2 separate regions of the Homo sapiens genome follow, and region 1 is linked to region 2. A link is a loop called in an ENCODE intact Hi-C map of the cell type or tissue named here. Cell type or tissue: right lobe of liver. All regions are shown on one strand. Links, peaks and the distances in the headings refer to the core of each region. The heading gives the core; the rest is flanking DNA. Region 1 holds the start of MIR770 (microRNA 770). Region 2 has its middle 110 kb from the start of LINC02285.

Evidence for each region. Peaks named below come from ENCODE experiments on the same cell type or tissue, not always from the same donor. Only the 100,000 strongest peaks of a DNase experiment are listed, where the experiment ranks them.
Region 1: it touches region 2 in a loop (2.6-fold over the local background); 21 of 110 quality-filtered maps call a loop at or near these places.

The regions. Positions count from the first base shown.
Region 1 is chr14:100,844,691-100,856,914 of GRCh38, forward strand. MEG3 (maternally expressed 3) reads left to right here. Exons shown (of 10, transcript NR_190993.1): 9 at 768-843. MIR770 (microRNA 770) reads left to right here and starts at 7,700; the gene lies at 7,700-7,797. RefSeq lists an enhancer at 10,268-10,769. In right lobe of liver, for the core only: a CTCF peak has its summit at 6,632 (motif pointing right); a DNase peak (open chromatin) is centred at 6,631.
Region 2 is chr14:101,221,406-101,233,629 of GRCh38, forward strand. No RefSeq gene overlaps it. Among named protein-coding and RNA genes, the nearest start is that of LINC02285, 110 kb to the left of the region's middle. RefSeq lists enhancers at 140-916, 10,990-11,636. In right lobe of liver, for the core only: no CTCF peak of the experiment used is centred there; a DNase peak (open chromatin) is centred at 5,336.

The DNA of each region.
Region 1 (12,224 bases), core at 2,724-10,723, 380 kb before region 2:
TCTTGACAAATGTGTCATGATACGTGTCTGACATTGCTGAAGTCACCTTTTCTTAAAGCTTAACATTTTGGGAGTATTCTGAACTATGTTTGGCCCAGCCTGCTGCCCGATTTTTATAAAAAAGAAAAAACAAAACAAAACAAAAAAACAAGTTAAAACGTAAGGCAGATCTTGACACTGAAGACTCGATGTGCCTGGCCATGGTGCTTCCCGGGGCCTACTGCACTGTGAACAAAATTGCCACAGTGGAGTTGTCTGTCCAGGCACACAACGTGTGTGCCATGGTTTTGGGAAACGCTGCCCATTAATAGCCCTGCAGCCCTCTGTGGGCTGCCCTCCCGGCCACACCCCGCTTCCCTGGTCTCCTCCAGGGCCAGCCATCCTGCTCGCCGACCTGGGCACCTTGCTTCTGCCAGAGCACAGGTTCATGCCCTGTCTTCAGGGCCTGGGCCACCCCCGTTTCTCATCTATGCAGGGTCCTAAGCCTTTGGGTCCCACAGAGCACGACTTCGCTCCGTGAACAGCACCAACCCAAGTCTGTTCCATGTCTCCACACCTGCCCCTTCCGCTCCATAGGCAGCTGGTGGGTGAGTGGAGTCAGGAGAGAAATGCGTGGCTTCTCCAATTCCACACTTGCTGGAGGTTGGGGAGTCTCTGCTCCAGGCCACCCCTGCCCGCCCCCCAGAGCTGTTGTCCTCATCCGCCCTCCTCCTCCTCGCCGGCCTGAGTGAGGTTCTACTCTGTGACCTAGTGCCTTCTTGTTACAGCGGAAGCCATCACCTGGATGCCTACGTGGGAAGGGACCTCGAATGTGGGACCCCAGCCCCTCTCCAGCTCGAAATCGTAAGTGGCTGGAGTGTAAAGAACACACATGTGGCCTTGCTGCTGAGGGTGGGGCCAGCTGCCCGGAGCACACCGCCAGGCGGACCTCGTGGAGGGGCTGGCGGGCACTGGCCGGGGGTCTGTGCACCGGGAGGTGGGTGCCCATCGAGTCAAGCCAAGTGCAGACCTGGGGGCTCCTGTTTTCTAAGACAGGAGCCCCCTGCCTCCTTGTGTTGTCTCTGTGGCAAAAGAATTCTATAGGCGGGCTTCAAATGTCGGACCCCAAAAGAATTTCTTCTTTTTCACTCTTCTAAATGAATGGCTCTTTCATTATTGAGTCTCCCTTTGGCTCTTGTGCCGCAGGGCAGACTAGGATGGAAGTGCCCTGTGAGCTGGGGGGCCCTTCAAAGGGCCAAGGAGAAAACGCAGGCCGAGGGACCAGCCTTCCAAATGGGCTTCAAGCTCCAATGACCTCCGCTCGCCCCCTCGAAATGTCTGGAAAACATAATGGGCAGATTTTCTGTCTTCAAAGTTTCCGGCTAAACCTCTTCAAGTTCTTTATTGTTTGGGACTGAGACACTCAGCCATGTTAATGGGTAGTTTCTTTTGTATTTGCCTTGAAAGGCCAAAATATTTTTATATTGCCACAGACAAAGCCACCTATTTAAAAATGAACTCCATGTCCGTCGTTTCCCACCAGGAGACTATGTACCATGTGTGTGTCTCTATGTATTCTGGGGTCTTGAAACAGGTTTCTCATGGGGATGGTCATTCACCACGGTCCAGAGGGGCAGAACAGGCGGCGCTTGCCTTGCCCAGGGGGCCTGGGGAACGTGGGCCCTCATCTCAGATCTGCCCCCAGTATGTTTAGGACGCGAGCCCCAGAAGGATCTGGGAGTAAACTTAACATTCACTGTGTCTCTGCTCTGCATCCGCCATTTGTGTGTGTTTCTGGACTGTGGGCTGTGTGTACCTTGGTTGGTGACTCAGTGAGAAGAAGCAGGAATGCCAAAGATACTGTGAATGTTCTGAGTTTTGTTGCTGTTGTTGTTGAGAGGTTGTTTCACTGGTATCTATTGCATTGTATAATAAATGACCAGATGAATGAATGAGTGAAGCAAGAGAGAATGAATAAACAAGTAAATAGGTAAAGAAGTAAGCAAGCCAGGATGAGAGTGTGTGTACACAAGACCATGGTTCATCCGCTTTGATGGCTAGGCAATCAATATATAAATAGAAAAAAACCAGTGAATCACTAAGTAATAGGGCAACACACAAAGCGATATCAGGTGATTATGGACTAAGGGGTATGTGTAACTCAAATATATGCCTCTGACATTTGACAATGAAAAAGAACCTAAATGAAAGAAAGAATGGATGTATGAGTAGTGAAGTGCAGAATGAGACATAGATTTTGAGGCCCGTCAAAATGAAAAGATGCAAGTTAGGGAACAAGTGATCAAAAGGGAGAAGGGAAAGGTTTTTTTTAAAAAACCAAAACAACAAAGAAAGGTTAAAAAAAAAAACAGACTAGAGGATGAGTAATGAGTAACTCTGTAAGGAGGACCATGTCAGACTATTGTAAGCTAAGCATTAGGACTGATACAAATAATATATGCTCCTGGCATAGAAAAATAAACCACAGAGAACGAGTTCAAAGAATAGCAAAGAAAGAAAGAGGACCCAGTGGGCGAAAGATGAGAGTGTACTTTTACCAAAAGTTATCTAAGCCTGAGCACTTGAAGTCTGCACATAAATAAATAAATGACAAAAGAAAGAAAAAAAGGCCAAAAAGTCTACATTGCGTGTGTGGATGGATGAATGAGCAGTGGGAGTGCAGCGCCAGGTGACAAGATGTTGTGAGGGGTTTTGAGTCATCCAGTCCTGGGCACTGAGGTCTGTTAGATGAAAGGATATGAGAAAGGTAATATTGGTAAATAAAGAAATAGGAAACAATGTAACAAATGTTAAGTACAGAAATACATTAATGGGTGGTAAATAAAGATGTAAAAGAAGGCAATGCGATCGATGGTGGCAAAAGATCATCACAGATTAAGGGCTATGGCTGGTCCACTTCTAGAAAACCACAGGCTGTCCATTAAATAATGAACATCTAAGTGAACAAGTCAGTGAGTACCTAAATAGACAAGGATGAGGTGAATGAGAAGACATGGCCCCATGGGTCCTCCTGATGAGGGTGTTGGGGTCCCCCCTGGGCACCCCAGCTGCATGAAAATGAAGGACAGGAGGTATGGAAAGCTATGACAGAAGAGAGAAAGGAACGGTAAAAAGAAATAACAACCAAATGGATAAATGGGTAGATCCACGAGAAGAGTTAGGCTAGGACTTGTCATAAGGGCACCTGACTCCACTAATAGAGGAATAAATGCCTAATAAAAAGAGAGCAAGCAGGAAGGAAGGATGCTATGAATGCAGGAAGGAAGTAATGAGTGAGACGTGGAACCGCACGGCCAAGGATGGACGTTTGCGGGTGGCTTTTTGATGCGTACAGCCAAGCCACTCCATGGCAATGAGCTCCGAAGACAAAGTGCAAGAGAGAATGAGTGAGAGAGTGAGAGAGAGAGAAACAATAAAAAATGGGAAGAAATGTAAAAAGGAAGAAAGGAAGAGAGGTAATATATTAAGGAATAAATACATGCATGCAGATTTAAGACAGAGCCATGCTAGAACAGGAATGAAAGGCTGTGTGAACCAAGCAGACCGCTTAATTGGCACCAGTGCTGCTGGTATGGTCAATCACCTACTCAACTAAGGAACGGCTCAAAGCATACACATGGGAGGGAGGAGTGGGGCCACAGAGAGAGGGCCCATTAGTTGCAGATTACGATGTATCCAGTTAGGTGCACCTGCCTTCGAGAAGTGTAAAAATAAGTATTTACATAGAAAGAAAGACTGAATGGATGCACGGTGAATGCATGAATGATTGAACGACAGAAAAGATTTGCATTGACCGATGAGGAGGGCATTGTAGACAGGGATGAGGGTCATTGATCCTGGGTGCAGATCTCCAAAAGAATGACAGAAAGAAAGAGGGAGTGGTGGAAAGAAACAATAGGATGGGAAAAAATGAAAATAGAAAAAAGGAAGTGAAAGAGATAATAAATAATTAGATCAAATAAGTTGATGAAAGGGGACTGGTTTAGCACAAGCCATCCACATTAATTCAAACCTGTGGCTCTGAAGTTTGTTTTTTAAATGACCACAAGTGTAAGACTGAATGAAAGAATAAATGCGTGCATTCCATAGGATGCAAGAAAAGGAGTGAGGAATGGGAAAATTGGAAGAACGAGAGAGGGAGAGATGTAAGAAAAGAAAGGAAAAGTGAAGTAGGCATATGAAAGAAAAGGCACTTCTTGGACAAGCACTGAAATATAATGAGACAGTTTTACCCATTAAATATAATAAACAGTAAACGTTGAGGTTCATCAATAAAAGCACAGATACCTGAATAGAGGAGTGACCTGAATAGAATTCGTTCAGCCGAACGAATGAGAATGGATGATTTTCACTATCCTGTGCACTCAAGGCCCAAAAGAGAAAGCAAGAGAGGAGAGAATATGGAAACGTATGACAGGATGTATATAAGCAATACAAACATATTGAATGAATAAATAAAGACATAAATATGTGGGAGAGTGGACCACGCAAGGACAAAAAGAGGAGAGAAGGCAGCAAGAATTATGACTAATTCAAAACTGGGTTCCTGAGATAGTTAAATAAATCCTGCACCAAATCCCCAGGGGGAGAAATTAACAAACAAAAGACAGCCCCACACGGACCAGTGTGCAGAAGGCTCCAGGAACCGCAGATTATGGTTAATCCAATTCTGTGCACCTGAGGTCCATAAATAAAAGAATAAGTATTGAAATGAAAGAATGACAGAAAGAATGAATGGACACATGAACGACTGAATTAGAAATGGAAATGCCTGGCACAGCCAGGAAGGAGCTGCCCATGGGATTGTCATTCATCTCACTCTGGGCACCTGAGGTCCATAAGCGTGAAAAGAGGCAGGAAGAGAAGTGTCAGGGAGTCAAAGATAGAGCTAAGGAAAGGCAAAAATGAAACTAAATGAAAGCGAAAGGGAAAATAAAGAAAAACCAATAAAAAAGAGAACGAATACGTGGGTGTATCTGTAAGAGTAGGATCTGTTAGGATTAGTCATAAGACTGTCAGTAATCCTGAAGATGGATGAGATAATCCAGGCCCAGGTTCCCAGGGGGAGGGAAAATGGAGAAAATATAAAAAGATGTGAAAAAGGAAAAAGGAAAGGTAATAAACAAACAACCAAAGTGATAAATGGATAGTTAAGGGAGGTTGTCTGAACAGGGATTATAATTAGTTTACATACATACTCCTTAAACAGATAAATACATTACACCTTTCAAAGAATAAATGAAAAATAGAGAGACATACCTGGCTCCAAAACAAGGCTGTATCTTCTGCCACTGTAATAAAATAGATGCAATTGAGGTTCATAAATAAAAGAATAAATACTTAAACGTGAAAGGTGACTAAATGCGGGGAAGAAAGATTGCAAATAAATACATGGGCCAAAGATGTTTGGTTTGCCCATGGAGTTTTAATTAAAAAAATTAATAAGGAAAACAAATACCCAAAATAAGGAAGACTGACAAATGAGTGAGTGGATGAGAGAGTGAATGGTGCTTGACGTAGGAGCAGTAGTGCTTTAGGGACCAGCATGAAGGTGGTGACCGGGAGCCCTGATTCATGGGATTCTGTCCACCTGACTTTATAAGAACCAAGAATGGCTGGGAATGGTGGCTCACGCCTGTAATCCCAGCACTTTGGGAGGCCGAGGTGGGCGGATCATGAGGTCAGGAGTTTGAGACCAGCCAGTTTGAGATCAGCCTGGCCAACATGGTGAAATTCCATCTCTACTAAAAAAATACAAAAATTATGGGCGTGGTGGCACCTGTCTGTAATCCTAGCTACTCGGGAGGCTGAGAGAGGAGAATTGCTTGAACCCGGGAGGTGGAGGTTGTAGTGAGCCAAGATTGCACCACTGCACTCCAGCCTGGGCTACAGAGCAAGACACTATCTTAGATCAAAAAAGAAAAAAAAAAAAAGAAGGAGAAAGAACCAGAGAAACATAAGGAAGAGTGAGAGGAAGAAAGAAAGATGCAATTTGGGAAGAAATGAAAAAGAAATGAATAAAGAATAAAATAATGTAACGGTCAATAAATAGGACTTGTGAATGGAGGCCTTTAGGCCAAAGGCTATGATTAATTTCAAGCTATGTTACTGAAGTCCATAAACAAAGGACTCAGATCTAAATGGATGAACGAATGACTGGAAGAAAGGGTGGTAGGAAGGTAGGAAGAAAGGAAGGAGGGAAAAAGGGAAGAGAGGAAGGAACCTTCTTTCCAGTCCTGTGTTCTAGACAGTGGAATGAAGTGGTCCCCAGGGAGGGTGGCTGTAGGCATGTCATGTGCTTGTCACATGCACTTGCCCTGGCAGGGAGGAGCTGGCTCAGGAAGACCCTGGTCTTGGGGTGCTGTTGCCCTATCTTGGCTGTGTGGGCCATTTCACTGCATCTGTCTCTTCCTCAGTTTCCCCATCTGTAAACCTGGAGTGGCACCAGCTGCCTACTAGAGTTGATCTTATGTGTCTCTGTTGATGGTACCCCATCTATGGCCTGGATAGGCAGGAAGGGCTTGGACCCTGAGCCCCGCAGAAGGTTGCATGAACGAGTGGTGTGAAGCCTGTTGGGTAGCTTGGCCACTCCCGCGGCATGGGTCACCTGCACAGGAGGTTTTGCCCACCAGGGGGCAGCAGAGGGTCAGGGAGCAATAGGCCCTGGGTGGAGCATGGGCCCCGCCTGCTGTGTGCCACCCTGGGTGTGGCACCTACTCACATCCAGGGGTTGGTGCAGGGAAAGGCCAGAAGGTGGCCAGGCGCACCTGAGAAGGGGGACCCAGAAGCCCCGGGACCCAGGAGCCCTGGGCAAGCCACCAGAAACCTTGTTCTTGCAACTCTCTGCAGTGTGCCCAGGCCACCCTCTGGCCTGGTCTTCCATGGGGCAGGGCGCCCACCCTTCTCAACTCAGGTTTCCCTGGGCAGCAGGTGCACCTCAGCACCCCTGGGGTTGCAGAAGTGGTCCGGGGACCCTGGCTTCCTTGACATGCCATCCCCAGAGCCTGGTTCAAGGCCTCTCTGTCTTCTCGGCTGTTTCACGACGTGTTTTGTAACTTGGCGGGATTGCGTTTCGCTGTGTCGAGGTTGTCTCTTCTCTGACTCGCCCTCCGGGGGACTGCCGGGGTAAATCTGGAGAGTTGCTCGTGCTGACAGTCCTCCCCCAGGGCCTCCCCGGTTCTGTTGAGTCTCCTTTCTCTGTAGTGGAGGAAATGTGTGTAGTTTTGTGTTGTGTGCCTGTGTTTGTCTGTAAAAGCAAGGACCAAAGTCTCCCTTGTTGACCTCTCAATTCCTATTTGGGACATATAAAAACACTGGATTCTTAACAAGCGCCCGGAGCAGTAGGAGCACAGCTTGGATGGACTCAGGACTTGTGGCAGGGAGCACGTGGGAGGCAGGGGAGTGGGGTGGGGCCAGGCCATCTGGAGTGGGAGGCGTCATGCTCAGAGTGACTCTGTAGACGCTGGGTGGGATGGGGAGTGCGGGCGCAGGCATGGATGGGGCTGTTAGCTAGTGTGATGCTTGAGGTCTGAGCTGATGGCAGCAAAGTGGGGTGCTCAGGAATCAAAGCTATGGGGTTATAGACAGGATATGAAGGAGGGAGGGAGGCAAGAAGAAGGGGGTGGTTCCCACGCTTCTAGCTCCGGCCGAGTGGATGGCAACAGCATTTGGAAGGCGGAGGACATGGAATTCATGTGTCAGGAGCCACCTTCCGAGCCTCCAGTACCACGTGTCAGGGCCACATGAGCTGGGCCTCGTGGGCCTGATGTGGTGCTGGGGCCTCAGGGGTCTGCTCTTCTTCTCTTTCAGAATCTGGGGCTCCAGGCTATGCCTTGGCTGGACTGAGGTCTGGGGGTGCACTTATTATCCCTGGGGACACCTGCTGAAGCTTCTCCCTGACAAGCTGTGTCACTGTTGGATGAGGATGGGGCGGGAGGGGTTCAGGGCAGAAGAAGACCGGGAGGGTCTTTCAAAAGAACTCATGTACGGCTGTTAAAAAAAGTCAGCAGAGGCTCAGGAAGACTTAAAGTGTGCAGAAGGCGGGGAAGGGAGGGCCCATTGCATGCACCAAGAGGAAATTGGAAGGAACAAGCGACGTTGGCTGCTAGGAGAGCCTGCTCCCAACATCTAGGGGCTGTCCTGACGGGTCACAGTGGGTCGAACTGAGCCAATGAGAGCAGCTCTGGGGAGACCCACTGGTGCCCTGGAGGCTGGGTGGGTTTGGGTTGGATGAATTCTGTGTGTCCTTTTGGAAATGTGGAGGCCATGAGGGGGGATCAGGGCTCTTAGGGTTTTGACCCTTAAGAGTTTTGTATCTGTAATTCAAAGGTTCTTTAGTTCTGGGATGCTGAGATTCGGGATAGGGTTCCTAATGGCACAAAAGCCAGAGATAAAACATCCTTCACGTGCTCCCTACCCGGTTCTTTCTGTACCAGACCCACAAGGTCCGAGTTGGGATCCTAGTGCTCCTGTCTGGTCAGGGCCTATCTTTATGTGTTCGTTAAACTTTTAACAATGAGAATTAATTCTGTCTCTTGACATTGTCATTTGCATGCTCCCCACACACAAATCCTTTCCTGGTGACACCAGGAGCTACAACTCTCCTTGGCCTCCTCTTGTGACTCCCAACTCCCTCCTTGGGAAGCTTGGCCTCAGGACCTCTGGGATAGACAGGCCACGAATCCTGCTGTGTCCCGTTGTGTTCCTAATATAAATGGTGTGGATGGCACTTGACCTAGAGCAGTGGGAAATGCATGCACCACTCAACATTCTGACATGTCACCCATTTTACATTCTTACAGGCATACTTTTTTTAAAAAAAGAGTGTCTATTCTTTAATGAGCATCCCTTCTTTAAAAAAACCTAATTGCCATTATTCACCACATACACTTTTTTTTTTTTGTATCCTGCCTCTTCTATTTAATTTTCTGTCATCAACATTTTCCCTTGTTCCATGAATCTTCATAACCTCACTTGCTGCGTTGTGCCTTGTTGAGTGGCTATGGCATCATTCACAGAACCATTCTGTTATTCTTATGTATAACCACCTTTTAAAAATATTATGAATAATGCCACAACTAACTGCTTAAAACACCCTTTTTTTCATTCTTAAGAATTATGTTCTTCCACCCAGAAATTATCATTGCTTCACTACAGATCAGTTTCCCCTGCTAGACTGTGAGCCCCATAAGGGCAAGGAGCTTATTGAATTGGCCTTTGTATCTCTGATGCCCAACATGTTGTAGACTATAAATAAATGATGAATGAGTGGATGGAAGAATGGAGGAAGGAGCGAGTGAGTGAGTGTTTGGCTGATGGATAAGAGGGTGGAAGGATAGGCGGAAGGATGGATTGGTGAATGAATGAATGAATTTCCTTTGGTTAAGTCTCTTGAAAGAAAGGCTATGGATCTTTGTATGGATGTTGAATAATTTCAGTAAGCTTACAGCATTTTACAATGTTCAGCAATGTATGACCACTTAATTAAGATATGGCTAGTTTGTCTCTGTTATAAAGTACTTTTGCATTACTTTAACTTGCATTGCTTTAATTACTAATGATGGGTGAACACTTTGACCTATGTTTGTTAACAAATTGTATTTTATCTTCTGTGAACTGTTTGTCCAAGTCCTTTGGGTCATGGCTTTCTGAAGAGACTGGTCCCAGATGTCCTTGGGATGTAGGGAGCCCATAGCTCACTGGAGGCATTCAAGGAACCAGCCAGGCAGCCCTCAGAGAAAGTAGTGTTTAGGAGATTCTCATGGTGTGGGGTTGGCCTAGGTGGCCTTTCAGGTCTGTTTGATGTTAGGATTTGCTTCTCCCTGGGAAGTGGGTGATGGGGAAAAAGACACCTTCCATTGGCAGGTGTAGACACTGCAGGCTGGACCTCCTGGGTGTGCTTGTGGACTCCGATCTTGCCCTTGATAAAACCCCTGTGGGACAGGAATAGCTCTTTGAACCTCCAAGGTCCAGACAGCCACATCCTAGCACCCTGTACAATCAGTTAGTGGCCTTCCCACCAGCGCAGTCACTCATTCCTATTAGATCCCGATGAAGCCAGGCCCTGGGGTTTCCATTTTCCCACCTCTTAGGGGAATTGGGTTCCCCGCGTCCTGTGATATGTCAGCAAATGTCCTCAGCCCTGGCCTGCACATGTGGCCTCAGTGGTGGTCTTTGGGGTTTAACTGACGAATGGAACATTTTGGATCAGGACTGATGGGAGAATCTCCTTTCATTTTTCTTCACCTGGGGCAATTACATTCTAAGGAGCGGAATAAAGGGCATGTTCTGCCCAAAGCATCAGGGCTCACAGGTCAGTCACAGCCATTTAGGGAGGGCATGTCACCCAAGGAGGGCTCGCCCTTCTTTCCAGAGCATCCTCCGCTCTCAGCAGAGCTGCTTCTGCCCACCCATCCCTCTACTATAGCACTGAGCACTGTTTGCCCGTGTCAGAATCCCTCACCCACATGTTTAGCTTGGTATCCGAGTTTGGGAGGCCGGCAATGACTTTCAACATGAATTGCTCCATCTACCCATCCATGCATTTGGCCTACTTATCTTGACCCCGTGCTTTTGGCCTTTTCTTCTCCTGAAAGCAAACCCTTTCATTTTGGGTGGGCTGTGTAGCGCCATGGGCTGTGGTTATGAAGCAAACACCCTTTCTTGTAGCTGCCTCCTCCGGGGTTACTGCCCTGAGCACGTCCCAGCTGGATCTCGTCTGCCACTGTCACCCATAGCTTCTTCCCCATGGTGCTTTCCATGTGTCACACACCACGACTGTGACCCAGGGTCGGGGTCAAGAGTAGCCTGGGGCCAAGCCCTCCCACCCATGAGCGGAGAAGTCCTCCCCAGGCCTCACCTTGCCTGGCGCATGGTCCCTCCCATGAGCTTTGCTTTCAGCCTTTCAGCTTCCTCCACAGGGTGGCAGTGGTTGTAACTCATCCATTCATCCCTTCATCCCTTCATTCATTCACTCACAGCCAACAGACGTTTTTAAAAAATTAGCCAGTGCTATACTAGAGCTGGCTCCCAAGGACCCGCTGCCGCATTGCCTTTTGAAACAAAACAATGAACACGTTGGTAAAGGGGCCGTGCTTGTGTGTCGGTGACAAGGCGAGATCCCTGAGTCAGGTCAGGCTTGTAGATTCGAGTTCTGTTGCGAGTTTGATTGCCCCTCTGACTTTGTCCCCTGTACAACTAGGTTGATTAGGAATCAGCCAACTGTGTTCCCTGGGTGCTCAGAAATCACAGCCCATATCCTCGAGAGGCCAAAATGAGAGCCAGGGGGTTCCAAGATGAGTGGCTGCTTCTGGCCGGGAGCAGGTTTTCAAGTCATTAGAACACTCTGGCCTTTCCTGGAGGTGATCTTGGAGCCATTCCTGCCCCTTTCAAGAGGAGTTAATGCCCAGCTCTGTTTAGAGAAAATTGGGGGAGATGATTGCTCATGTGGGTGATAAGAATCACCTCCCGTGCAGGGGTCTGCATAGAACACTCCATAGGCAAACCTGGGTGTCCAAGGCACGTGGCATTTTGCAAACTCTGGGTGCAGCTCCGAGCTGTCCTGCAGGTCCCAGACCAGGTGAGAACTCCCTGAGTTCCTGCTGCCTGGGTCGGGGGTGAGGCATAGGTCTTGGGGGTTCAACCTGGAATTCTGAATGTCATTCATTGCATTGGAGAGGAAGGAGAGTAGGCAAAGCCAAGACCCTGGAACTGGACAAACTCGTGTGGTTTAAAGTCACTGTGAGAGCTGGAGTTGAGTCTGCCTACGGGGGAGGACTGCGGCACCTACCTCGCAGGGCTGTTGTGAGGAGCAATGTAACCGTGATTTTGAACTGTGATTCTGGAAGGGCGGTGTGCGTGTCCCCGGGGGTGTGCCAGGGGAGTGAGGAGAAAAGGCCAGGGAGACAGCCTCACTCAGGCAGCTGAGTGGGAGAGCATTTATCTCTAAACCTGGAGGGGTATATGGTGGGACAGGAGGAATTTGGGCAGGAACTTTCATGCTAGGGGTTTGGGGGACTCGCTGGACAATGCCCCTGGACCCCCCGGGGGTACGCGTTCACGCTCACCTCTGAGAGGCTGGAAACGCCTGGCTGTGCTTTCTGAATGCTGTGTGCTTCCTGCCTCTGTGCCTGGCCTGTGTGCAGCACCTACTTGTGTCCGCCTTCAAAAGGCCCTTCTGGGTGGCGTCCTTTTCCCCAAAATATTAGGCACCAGCCATCAAAGAT
Region 2 (12,224 bases), core at 2,222-10,221:
GCCAGTGATGCCTCTGTTGCTGGGCAGGCCCCACCACATGAAGTATGGGGGCTTTCCTTGCAGCCTCCCTGGTCACAGCTCACCTCCCATGACATGTGAAGTGTCATGGGAGGTGACTCTGCTCTTCTTCTGGGCTTCCTGGGGCATAGTCCCCAACTCACACTCCTAGCCCCCTGCCCCATTGCCATGGACAGACCCATTCCCTACACGGTGTGTCTCCCTCTTTGTTATGGAGTGCATGGTTGTGTCCCCCCAGATGCGATGTTGAAATCCTAACCCCCAAAGTGATGATATTAGGAAGTGGGGCCTTTGGGAGGTGACTAGGTCACGAGGGTGGAGCCCTCACGAATGAGATTAGTGCCCTCTAAAAGGGGCCCCAGAGAGCTCTCTCACCCTCTTTCTACCATGTGAGGACACAATGAGACGACAGCTGTCTGCAGCCCAGGAGAGGGCCTTCCCCAGAACCTGACCATGTTGGCAACCTGACTTCCAGCTTCCCGGACTTGTAGAAGTAAAGCTGGGCTATCTGTAGGCTGCCCAGGCTTTGGAAATTTGTCATGGCAGCAGCAACTCACTAAGGCGCTGCATGCTCTCAGCCGGTGACTCTGCCTTGGCCCCTCAGACCCTGCCCCATCCTCATGGATCTGTCCTGCCGCTGCCCCTGCCCCTGCTGGGGGCCTAGAACCCTTTGTCCCCAGCCTGTGCCCTCTCCTGGGCTGTGGCCCTGAGGTCTATAAAGGACACATGAGGGGGCGGTAGACAAGAATATGGTTGGTGGGGAGTAAGGAAGCTGTTCTTGATTTGGGTACTTTGACCCTAGCCCATAGATTTCTTTCAAATCCTTCAGCTTTTCAGTTGCACAAGAACAATTTACTAAAACTTTTGTAAAACGTAAAAAAAAAAATTTTTTGGCTTCCTCTTTTTCCCCAACCCATAAACCCTGAAGGAGGCAAAACAAAACAAAATAAAACAAACAAAAACAACACAACTAAACCAAAACAAAGAACAACACATCAGTGAAACTCAGGTAGTTAGGGACCTTAAAAAGCAGGCCTGGTGTCAGGAGAGGACACCGGTTCCCACAGCCGGCTGCACCTATACCCAAGGCCTGCATCCATCCAGTGTCCCCAGCTGCCTTGGTGGAGAGCTGCCCTCGGCCTCTGCTTCCCCAGAGCTCTGCCTGCCTGGGCATCCTCTGAGGGCGTGCGGGAACCGGAATCACTTCCAGATCTACGCTTTTCAAGGAGTTGAGGTTGAACTTTTCTGAACAGTTCATCTAGCCAACATTAGGAACAAAACGGTATATGTGGTGCTTGCAGGGAATTGTATATAATCTGCTTAAGGGAACTCACTGAGACCCTGGAAATTTCCTCCTCCCATCCCTGAATATGTGCCTCCAGTCAGCAATTCTTGGCTGCACACGAGGCTGTCTGAGCCACAAGGTCTGGGCCAGCTTTCATTCTGGGATGTATGGATGGAACCCAGGATAGGGAATAGTATGGGATTTTAAAACAGCAGGCTGTGTGCCCCTCCTGGGGACAGTCCTCCTGCACATGGCAGCCTTCTCTGAGTCACGGCCCCCCTCCAACTCTCCTCCCTGACAACACACACCTCAGTTTCCTTATTTGTAGAATTGTTCACGGAGCAATTGTGAGGGGTGAAAATGCAGTTTGTAAGAAGGTTTCCTTGCTCCACGAGGGGAATATGATTTATTAACATGTGAATGGCCCCATCCCCTGTGGAATAAAGAGAATTTTGACCTCCCTGGCTCGGCTTCACCCTTTCTGTTCCCCCAGCCCCAAGGAGAGCCCTCTATTTGCCAGCTGGGTTTCAAGGGTTTTTATGATGCAGATTTGGGAGACAGAGCACAAAGAGAGAGGTCTCTAGAGGGCAAGAGAGGGAGGAGGGCTCCTCCTGGCTGGGTGAGTTCCAGGGCTCCCCTTTGTTGCACAGAAATATGGAGAATGGGTAAAGCAGAAAGGAAACAAAAAAAGAAGCCAGGAGGCCAAGTCTAGCTGCATCAGAAAGAGCCGGGGGAGAGGGCGCTGTCAGAGAGAGAAAGAGCCCTGCGACGGGGCCAGGACAAGTTTTTGTAAGTGTTGGGATGAGAGAAAGACGACAGGGGCATCAGAGAGGGGAGAACTGGGGAGAGAAGACAGTGAGGGCTTCACAGAGACCTTGCTGGAACTATGAAAGGCATCTCCTAAAACGTTTTTCTCCAAAGCTGGCAACAAGGATTGGGACTCCTTCTCAACTCTCTGGTTGCTGGACTGCTGTTTCTTTGCATGTGACTCAGCGCTGTGCCTGGACATGTGGGCCTTGGGGTTTATCTGGGTTACAGACCCATTATTCCACTTGTTCCCTGGTCTCCTCATCAAACCCTGAGCCCCTGTTGTTTCTCTAGCATGGTGGCTGCTCATGCTCCAGGAATGGTGGCTGCAGAGACCTGGCAGACACATGCCTGGTGGTGGGGCCAGACCAGCCCAGGGAACAATTCCATTCGGTGCGTGGTGAGCGTCCTGTCAGGGCAAACACGGGGGTTGTTCTCAGAAGAGGGGACTTGCCAGCAGGTCCTGAAGGACAATGATATATTGTCAGTCAACCGAAGAACAGAGGCAGGAAGGAGATGCACTGGCATTCCTGGCCTGAGGGAACCGCATGTGCAAAGGCCCAGGGGCAAGAACATGGGTGGCGAGTTTGTAAAAACCCCAGCATGACTGAAGCTCTGAGTTCAAAGTCCCGTGCAGTGACAGCAGCGAGCCTGGGTTTTATTTTGTTTTGTTTTGTTTTGTTTTGAGACAAAATTTTGCTCTTGTCACCCAGGCTGGAGTGCAGTGGTGCCATCTCGGCTCACTGCAACCTCCGTCTCCCAGGTTCAAGTGATTCTCCTGCCTCAGCCTCCTGAGTAGCTGGGATTACAGGTCTGAGCCACCACGCCTGGCTAGTCTTTTGTATTTTCAGCAGAGGTGGGGGTTTCACCATGTTGGCCAGGCTGGTCTCAAACTCCTGACCTCGGGTGATGGGTGAGGAGCCCACTCTGCTCAGATGTGAGGCTTCATTCCTGCAGGTGCCCATGTCGAGCCCAGACACAGGTGTGCGTGTGTGTGCGGATGTGCATGCATGTGTTCCAGCTCCGGGAGCTCGGGGTCAGGGAAGGGACACTGAGGCAGGCTCCCTCGCATGTACATTGACTCCTTCCCCACCTCTTTCCCCCCACTCCATGTTCCTGGAGAAGCAGAGATGACAGGAGCAGACCCATGAAGAGCAGGCCGCCCACGGCTGAGTGAGGACCGAAGCTGCAGAAACAGCTGGAGGGAAATCAATTTGTTCTTTGCTACAGTCAGACATAAACCAATTAGAGCAGACCCAACGGGGGCCCTCGGTGTTCGGAGAAGTGAACATGAGTCTGGCCAATCCAGGCCTGTTAATCCCTGCTTGTACCTTCCAGCTGCCTGCAAGATAAAGGCCAGCTTTGCGGGAAGGTGGCCAAAGCCTCCTCCAGCTGCTCGCTGTCGCCCCTCTAGTGTCAGAGTTCACCACGGACCCTCCTCACCCGAATCCAGACGCAGGAGTGATTTTAGGGGGCCTTGGGGCCCATCCTCATGTGAGTCCTCTCCTTGTGAGCCCTCCCATCGCCCTGAGGGCCCGGAACTGGCCACCCTCCCAGCACACCTGTCCCCAGGTCTCTCCTGCACCCCTGCGGGGGTAGAAGCCATGCTGTCTTCCTTTAGCCAGGGGGCTCCAGTGAAGGGCACGCAGCCCCCTGTGTAGGCCAACGCCTCTGGGCTTCATTTTCACATCACACCAGCCCCAGAGGAACGCCAGGGGTCAAAAAGACAGCGCTCAGGAGAGACGCCTACAGCAGGACGCTGGGCAGAGGCTCAGGAGCTGGGGCTGTCCTGGTGAGAGGCTTGCTGGGCACAGGCTGCCTGGGGCCACGTCGAACCCATCAGGGACAGAGACAGGAGTACCCCAGGACCCTAGCCTGGCACCCAGTGGGTGTCCCCTCTCTTAAGGTGGTACTGGGGACTGATAGTGAAACTGCTACCCCCTCTGACCACAAAGTTCCCTCTTGCCCCTTTGGGCCCCACCCACACCAGCTGTATCTTGGCCAGGGAGTCTGCAGAATCCGCTCACCCCTGCTGACTCCTGGCGGCTGCCCAGGGTGTGAGCCTTCCCCACAAGGGCCCCCCGGGGGCCGTGGGACCCTGTTTTCCAGGAAACAGCATCTCAGCATCTCCAGGCTGAGACGGGCCCCAGGTCGTGACTGAGAGCTGAATTCCTGGAACTGGTCTTCCAAGGAGTGGGGGTGGGGGATGTCAGTTAGGGGTGGGCGGCTGCGGAGGGGCCTCTTTGCCTCCTCTGGATGCCTGGCCTGGTAGGCCTTGGCAAGCGACCTCAGAGCTCTCCTGTGTCTGTATGTGGACGCCTCCGCCTCTGACCCCCTTCCTGCACCTTCAGCACAACACACGCCTGCCCCTGGTTTCTGGGGTGCCAAGTGGGTGCTCCTGATCCAGGGCTGCACAGCTGCTGCCCCCGCACTTCCTGAGCGACCCCCACTGGCCCTCCTGGGGCTGACGCCCAGGCTGGGCCTCACTTTCTCAGTTGAGCGGGAAGACGTCACATCAGCCAGTAACAGGACTCTGCATGTAAGGGTTCAAGGTGCCGTGGCGTTGCCAAGGGGAACGTGAGCTTCTGGCAGAGGTGGCTGCTTAGTGGAGGGTACAGGGCTGGCCTTGAAGGGAGGGGGAGGAAAGGGCACAGCAGCAGCAGGGGTGAGGGAGAGAGTGTGGCACTGCCTGGCCTGGGGTGGCCAAGACCTGAGGTCGGCAAGGTCGTGGAAGGAGAGTCCTGCACGCCAAGTTAAGGGGGCATGGATTTTCACGTAAAGGTCACGGGATCCACTGAGAAGGTTGGGTGGGGGTGACACATCAGCTTTCAGCCTGGAAAACCTAGGGAGGAGAGACACAGGGGGGTGCAGAGAGGCCAGGGGGAAGCTGCCTAGGGGGTCCAGGGACAAACAGCTGGGCCTAGCCTGACCCAGAAGCCTGATGCAGCCAGAAGCATGGCCACCCGCTAGGCCTGTCCATAGTCCTGGGAGGGGGCAGCTGGACCACGAGCACCCCTTGCTCCCCATTTTGTGCTGAGTGAGCTCTGCCTCTTTATGCCAAGGACAAGGTGCCCCTCCTCCAGTCTGCCACACACCGTGGTGGGCAGAGGGGTCCCAGGCTGGATTCCAGCCCAAACCACTCTCCCGTTCCAGGGACCAGCTGCAGGCCACAAAGTACACAGTGCGTGTTGTGGCCTTGGCCTGGCACAGACTCAGAGCCCGCCCACAGGCCAGAGTCCCAGGGAAGTCAGTTTCATCTCCGCATAGGGCATAACTTTCTAGTAATCTCTGTTGACCAAGAAGAGACAGGGGCAGAGTCAGGGTTGGGACAAAGCTCGGGGGGGCCTGTCACAGACAGACTCACAGACAGGCACACCCAGGGACAGGCAGACCCACAGACAGGCACACTTAGGGACAGGCCAACCCACAGACAGGGGCACCCAGGGACAGTCAGACCAACGAACAGGTGCACACAGGGGCGGGCCGACCCACAGGCAGGCGCACCCAGGGGCAGGCCGACCCACAGAGAGGTGCACCCAGGGAGAGGCAGGCCCACAGACAGGCGCACCTAGAGACAAGCAGACCCACAGATAGGCGCACCCAGGGACAGGCGGGCCCACATACAGGCGCACCCAGAGACAGGCGGACCCCAGACAGGTGCACCCAGGGACAGGCAGACCCACAGACAGACGCACCCAGGGGTGGGAGGCACATAGGGAGGGACAACCACAAGGCGGGGGCCAACCCTCCTGGGGAGATGCGTGCACCCGCAGACCTGTGCCGAAAGACAGAAGGATGTGCACCTCAAGTCAGACAGCATGTGCCCACACACGCTTGCACACGCATACACTCAGAGGATGCCCAGTCACACGGCCCCGTGCGGCTCCCAAGCCCCGGACAATCTGGGCAGGTTTGTATCGGGGAGAGATGTCGAAGGTGGAGGAGGACAGGGTAAGGTTTCTTGCCCTCCAGTCCACAAACCATCAGCCCTGGAGAGCGTTCTGCGTGCCTGCAAAAGGGCAGCAGGAAGAAATAATAGATGAGAACAACAAAGAGCCGTGAAGGCATCGAAACACCAGCTTCGAGGGAGCCGCTTGAGAGAGCAGCCCTCGGGAAGGCTCCCCCACCATGTCGCCTGTTGCTGGGGATGAAACCAACTTGGGGTCAGATGGAGGGGGCTCCATGGGAGGGAGAGCCCAGGGAGAAGCAGGTCGGGGCAGGAGTCTCGGCCTGATACCCATTGGCCCTCCCTGGACACCGCAGGCCGGGGACGCTGTGCAGACCACCCTGTAGGGGCGTCAGACACAGAGCAGCTTACGCGGAGGCCTCTCTCAGAATGGCCGCAGCAGGTCACACAGTTAGTGTCTCAAAGCCCTGCAGAGCTCTGAATGCAGGTTTGGGGACTGGAGATGACCTTCGAGGCTGGCCCCTGAGTGAGGGGAACAGCAGTGCTGGATTCAGGAAAATCTCCCCGGGAACCCAAGTGGGGAGCACAGACTCAAGAGGGAGCGACCAGAGCCCCGGCCGTCCATCCATGGTGGTGTGAGGGGAAAGGGAGGGGAACCAGATGGGGCCACATGGGCCATCTTGTGGGATAATATTTCAAAGACAAATCTCCATTGCTGACCGCAGCGTTTCTCAAAATTCAAGCACTGGAGGACCCCGGAGAACGGAGCTGCAGAACCGCCGGGTCTGTGCGAACCGCGGGGTCTGTGCGAACCGCGGGGTCTGTGAGAACCGCGGGGTCTGTGCCGCCTGGTGGGGAGCGCTGAGCGCTGATTGGTGTTTGGGAGGATGTCTCTCAGCTAGGATTCAGCCTTGCAGAAGGGAAGTGTGATGTCTGGGCAAAGGATTCAGCACAGGCGCTATCCCAAATATGCATTGCCTGTGGCCCAGTCTCCGCCCGAGGCGTCCTCAGAGAAACACAGTCAATCCGAGGAACAAGGTGACAAAGTAACTCCCGTCTGCCGGTGTCCCTGGAGGAGCCCCCAGGGCTCTGGCTCCCAGCCCACCAATTCCTTCAAACAACTTCCTTTTCTTGCCAGGAATTTCACATTTCTCAACGCCTCTGGGGCCTCACAGCCCCCACCCCATCTCACTGGTTGCCCCCCAGCCCTCTGGGAGGCCAAGTCCTCGTGGCCTTAGATCTGGGTCTCTCTCCATCCTGACTTCCCTCCAGGAGAGGGGTCTCGGGGTCCAGGCCTCACCCACCGACGGTCCAGGCCACTCATTTCCTGGGCCTTCCTTGCTCTCTGCAGAAAGACACAGAGGGCCCAGCAACTGCGTTTCACTGTTTCTCTCTCTAAAAAATGAAAAATAAAAATAAAAAACTTAAAATTCATGGGGAACTTCAGGTAAATAAAATAACCAGCGTCATTCTGGTGAATGTGTGTGGCGTCTGCCAGCGTGCTCACGTCAAGACGATGCCTCTATGGTGCAGACTCACGTCTGTGGAGCCCCAGGCTTCAGGGCCAGAGCCTGGGAAGCCTCCTAGGCTGACTCCCAAGGCCCCCTGTGCCCTGCAGCTCTGCCTTCTGCCCACTGGGAGTTCCCCAGGACTGCCCAGCAGCTCACATTGGCCTCTGTGTGCAGTCTTCTCTGTCTAGAATGCTCCCTGCTCCCCAAAGCCCACTTGCCTGGCAAGCGCTTTCCACTGTCCGGCAGCCCTCCCTGGCCCTCCCCTGCCCTTGCCCAGAGACCTTGGCCCTGGTCTCCCTCTGGGCAGCTCCTCCCTTCCTTGCGTGCTCCTGGGTAGCTATCCCCTCGCTCCTCCCCTAGGTGTAACATCTTCACGGCTGTCCGTCTCTAAACACGAGCCTCCAGACTACGGATACGTCTGGGTTCTCATCCCAGCTAAGCTATTATTACCTTCCTGTACAACAGGAAAGGTTCCCTTGTCCCTCTCGCAGGGCGTGCGATGGGGATGTGACTCGCTCCATCAGTGCCCTGCTGCCCAAACCTCTAGGGGAGCACACAGAGGGCAGGTCATGGGGGTCCGACCCCATGGCCGCGTCTAGGGGTGAATGTTTACAGCTGAAACCCCAGTGGGTGTGTGTTACAGGTACTCTCTTAGTTTGCCTTTGTTAACCAGCTCAATTAGACCCTCCACCTTGAGGCAAGGACAGAGGGCTTTGTGCATCCAGGGTTCTTGCCTTGGTGTACTGGAAGAATTGAATCACACCTGGGCTTGGAGAATAAGTGTAACGTTTTATTGAGTTTTATTAAGGTTTTATTGAGTTTTATTTATAGCTCTCAGCCCATGGGGGAGCCAGAAGGGAGACGGTTTTCCCCTGGAGTTGGGCTGCTGGCGGCCCCGGCTCTCCCCTGACTGCCCCAGCCAAACTCCGACTCGTCCCTCTGGTTCAAGGGCCTGCGGGTGTGCCGGGGCTTGTCGCTGTGCTCTCCCGCCGACGTGCCCCCTCCGCAGCCTCGCCCCCTCCGCAGCCTCGCCCCCCCCCCGCAGCCTCGCCCCCCCCGCAGCCTCGCCCCCCCCGCAGCCTCGCCCCCTCCGCAGCCTCGCCCCCCACCCCGCAGCCTCGCCCCCCCCGCAGCCTCGCCCCCCCCCGCAGCCTCGCCCCCCCCCGCAGCCTCGCCCCCTCCGCAGCCTCGCCCCCTCCGCAGCCTCGCCCCCTCCGCAGCCTCGCCCCCTCCGCAGCCTCTCCATGACCAGACCAGCCGCTTGGTGTCTCCTTCCGCGGCCGATGTGCTCTTCTCCTCCTCTGGCCCGCTAGTGTCTTGAGGGTTTGTATAGGCCCAGGATGGAGGCGAGGCAGTCCAGGGTGGTCTTGGTAAATGCAGCATATGGGCAGGAAATGCCTGTCCTCATCTAGGTCCGTGGGGGTGGAGCCCCGGCCAGGGATCCGCCTTTCTCTACCCAGCACTTCCCTTCCCTGCTTCCGTATCGTTTAAAGGGACCACGCTCTTCCCTTCCCAGCACTCCTGTATCATTTGTGCCTGCTTCCAAGTCTGTGAAATGGGGATAGAGGTGTGATTGTGGATAAGATGGGGTCACCCCAAGGAAGGGCTCAGCGAGGACAAGGGCACAGGGAGGGTGTGAGGACCTCATCCCATGCAGGGACTTGCAGGTGTGTGAGCCTTGGCCCTTTCTGAGGCTGAGCTGACCATCAGTGCCCTGTCTAGGGCACCATGCCTAGGCCTGGGCTGTGGTGGTGCCCACCCTAACCTGTGCAGGTGCCTCACCCTGCTGTCTCGAACAAGCTGGAAAGCTCCAGAACCACAGCCTGAGCATTGCACCCTAGGTGACCACTAGGTCCAAGGACCAGGCCAAGGGAGAGGACAGAGCTGCTGCAGGGCCACAGAGACCTGGTGTGAGGCTGGGTCATGGATGAGATTTGGGCCCTCATCTATGAAGTGGGCCTCTGGAGCCACTGTGCTCAGTGTGGGAGGATTGAACAGGACCATGTATATAAACCTCCTATCAGGACTGGGCACATAGCAGGTGCTCAGGAAAGGCACGAGTACCTGCCTCACCCTGCAGGTGGGCACAGTGCCCAGCCAGGTTTACAAGGTTGTCTGCCTGTAGCTCACTCTCACCTTGCAGCCTCTGCCATTTGGATGCGTGCCCTCAGCTTTCACGGGGGGCAGTTACAAGAAGCAGTTTTATGAGACTCATCACCGCATTTGCTGTCCAGATGCTGTTGGGGACATTATCCATTTTTCATTTCAGGGCCACCTAGATGGAGCCTCATGAGAAAAGCATCTTTCAGAGCCAAAGCTAGAAAAAGCTTTGCACCTTCCAGAGCACTGAATGACTGCTGTCTTTGACAGAGCCTTTTCCTAACACTGGTGTGCAAAGACACTGCTCTGCTCAGCTCATGGGACGGTCTCCAGGATGATGACAGTGGCCCCATACATTTTCCCCTGGGGTCTCACATATTCTCTGTGTGCCCTGATGGATAGAGAGTTGGGAAATCTTATTCTAAGGGATTGTGAAGACAACTGAACTAATCTTATTTCCCTTTTCATTTTGGCTTCCAGGAATCTCAGAGACAAATTCAAAACTTCAGACAAATCCACTCTACAGGACCTATTGGCCTGTATATTTGTGTTTTACTTTTCTCTTTGCTGTTCAGTTCTTCTCATGTATATTTACTCTTACCTGGGACCTTTTGTGTGTTTGTGTTTCACTTAGTTTTGCTATATCGTGCCTGTAGGCTGAGGTGTTCCTTCATGAAGTGAGACAGAGTTTGAGTAAATGTTTACATGTGTCAAGCATGAAACAGACCCCAAACCCCACACAGCCCACAAGTCCCAGGAGCCAACCCTATGCCTTCCCCTCCTCCTGTATTCCTCCTCCATGAGCCTCTGCATGTTCAGAACCTACCTTGGATGCCATGGCCTTTAGACAGCAAATCCTCCTAGCAAGAGCACACAGACCTACTCTCAGGGTCACACTTCTGATTCAGGATTTCAGAGTTCCAGGAGACACCTGGCCCTGGTCCTTCCTTCTAGGGAATGTCGAGGCCAAGAGGGTGGGTGGCAGGTCCCAGGTCACAGAGTGTGGTGGTGGCCTGGCCTTGAAGCTGGCTTTCCTCACTTTCACCCACACGGGTCACGCACCAGCTAATCCACCCCCAGCTTCCAAACAAGGCGATTGTCTCTGGGGTGGAAGATTCCATATAAACATGAGATTAATTTTGTATTATTATTGACTGAGTGTCAGTTGCCTTGGCTGGAGGTTTTGGGGTCAGGATGAAAACTGGATGCTTTTGCCCACCAAACCTTTCAACAATGTGGGAAACACCACCCCACAACCAGACCACCAGACCTCCCTGCGGAGCTGGCAAACACCGCCGCCAGGGCCAAGGGAAATGGCAAAGTCAGAGAGGCATGACTTGGTTTGTGAGGAGGAGAGGAAAAGGGCCTTTCAAAACAAAGCTTGGGACAGCCCATCGGGCCTCTTTCTCCTTGCCTAGCAGAATTCTTGGTGACATGTTGCCAGCGTTCAAGCACAGTGCACACACATGAATGCCTGCATACACATGCCCACATACACATGCCCACACATGTGCCCCCCCACAGGCAGGTACGCACACAGTCACGCACACACAGACGTGAGCATATGCACTCGCACACACACACACGGTCACGTGCATACATCCGTACACACATTCTTGTAAGTGCACACACACACGCTCACATGTAAGCACGCACACACACATGAACACACAAGTGCCCCCACACACAGTGCTGTCTAGTGCTAGCCTCGGTTCCTTTCTGTGCCATCGCCCATGATTAATGTGGATGCTTTCATGAATGTGTTTTCTCTCGGCGCCGGGCCTGTGCTTAGCCCGCGTAAAGCAGTGCTCTCAGGCCCAGGAGCTGGGGTCTGGTTAAAGCGGTGCCTCGCTGTCAAAAAATGTTGGCAGCTGGAGAGCAGAGTTTGCAAAGGCCAAGAGGAGACGTGTGGCAAAATGAGGGTGCACAGTGCACCCTGGGCCTCAGGGGCTTCCTGAAAACCTGCCCTTCCTCAGGCCCCAAGGGCCCACGGCACAGACCACTCCACCCCGCACCATTCCTCCCCACACTGCTCCTTCCCGCGCATTCTTGCTCCTGCCCCGGCGGGCTGTTTGCAAAAGGTGCTGGCAGGCGTTTCCCCAGGAAGGCCAGGGCCTCCTGCATGCGCCTCTGCGGCCCCCTCCACGTGCCAAGCCACCAGGCCTCCCGCCTCCCTAAGCCCACCCAGACGGGGGCTGAGTCTTGGTGAGCAAGATTGATGGCACAGGATCAGAGCCAAGGGGAGGCTCCTGCCAGCCGGAGGCCTGGGGAACTGAAAACATGGCCTCAACAGCATCTCGGGACCGAGGAGCTCAGAGGAGCATGGGGAATGAAAACCTCAGTTTTGGTTACTCTCTTAATAATCCAGGGCCCTCGGAGACGGTGGGGAAGATGAGGCCTCTTATGCTGATGGCAACGGGAATCCCTCAGGATTTCAATCCCCATTCTGGGGGAACTGTTGAAAGGGGCCCCTTGCCGGGTGTATAAAGGGATCCTCACAGCAACCCCAAAGGTTGGGCCCCATTGTCCTCGTTTTACAGCAGAGGAGGAGTGGAGACTGGGGGATGGCGACTCCCCAAGGCCACACAGCGGAGGG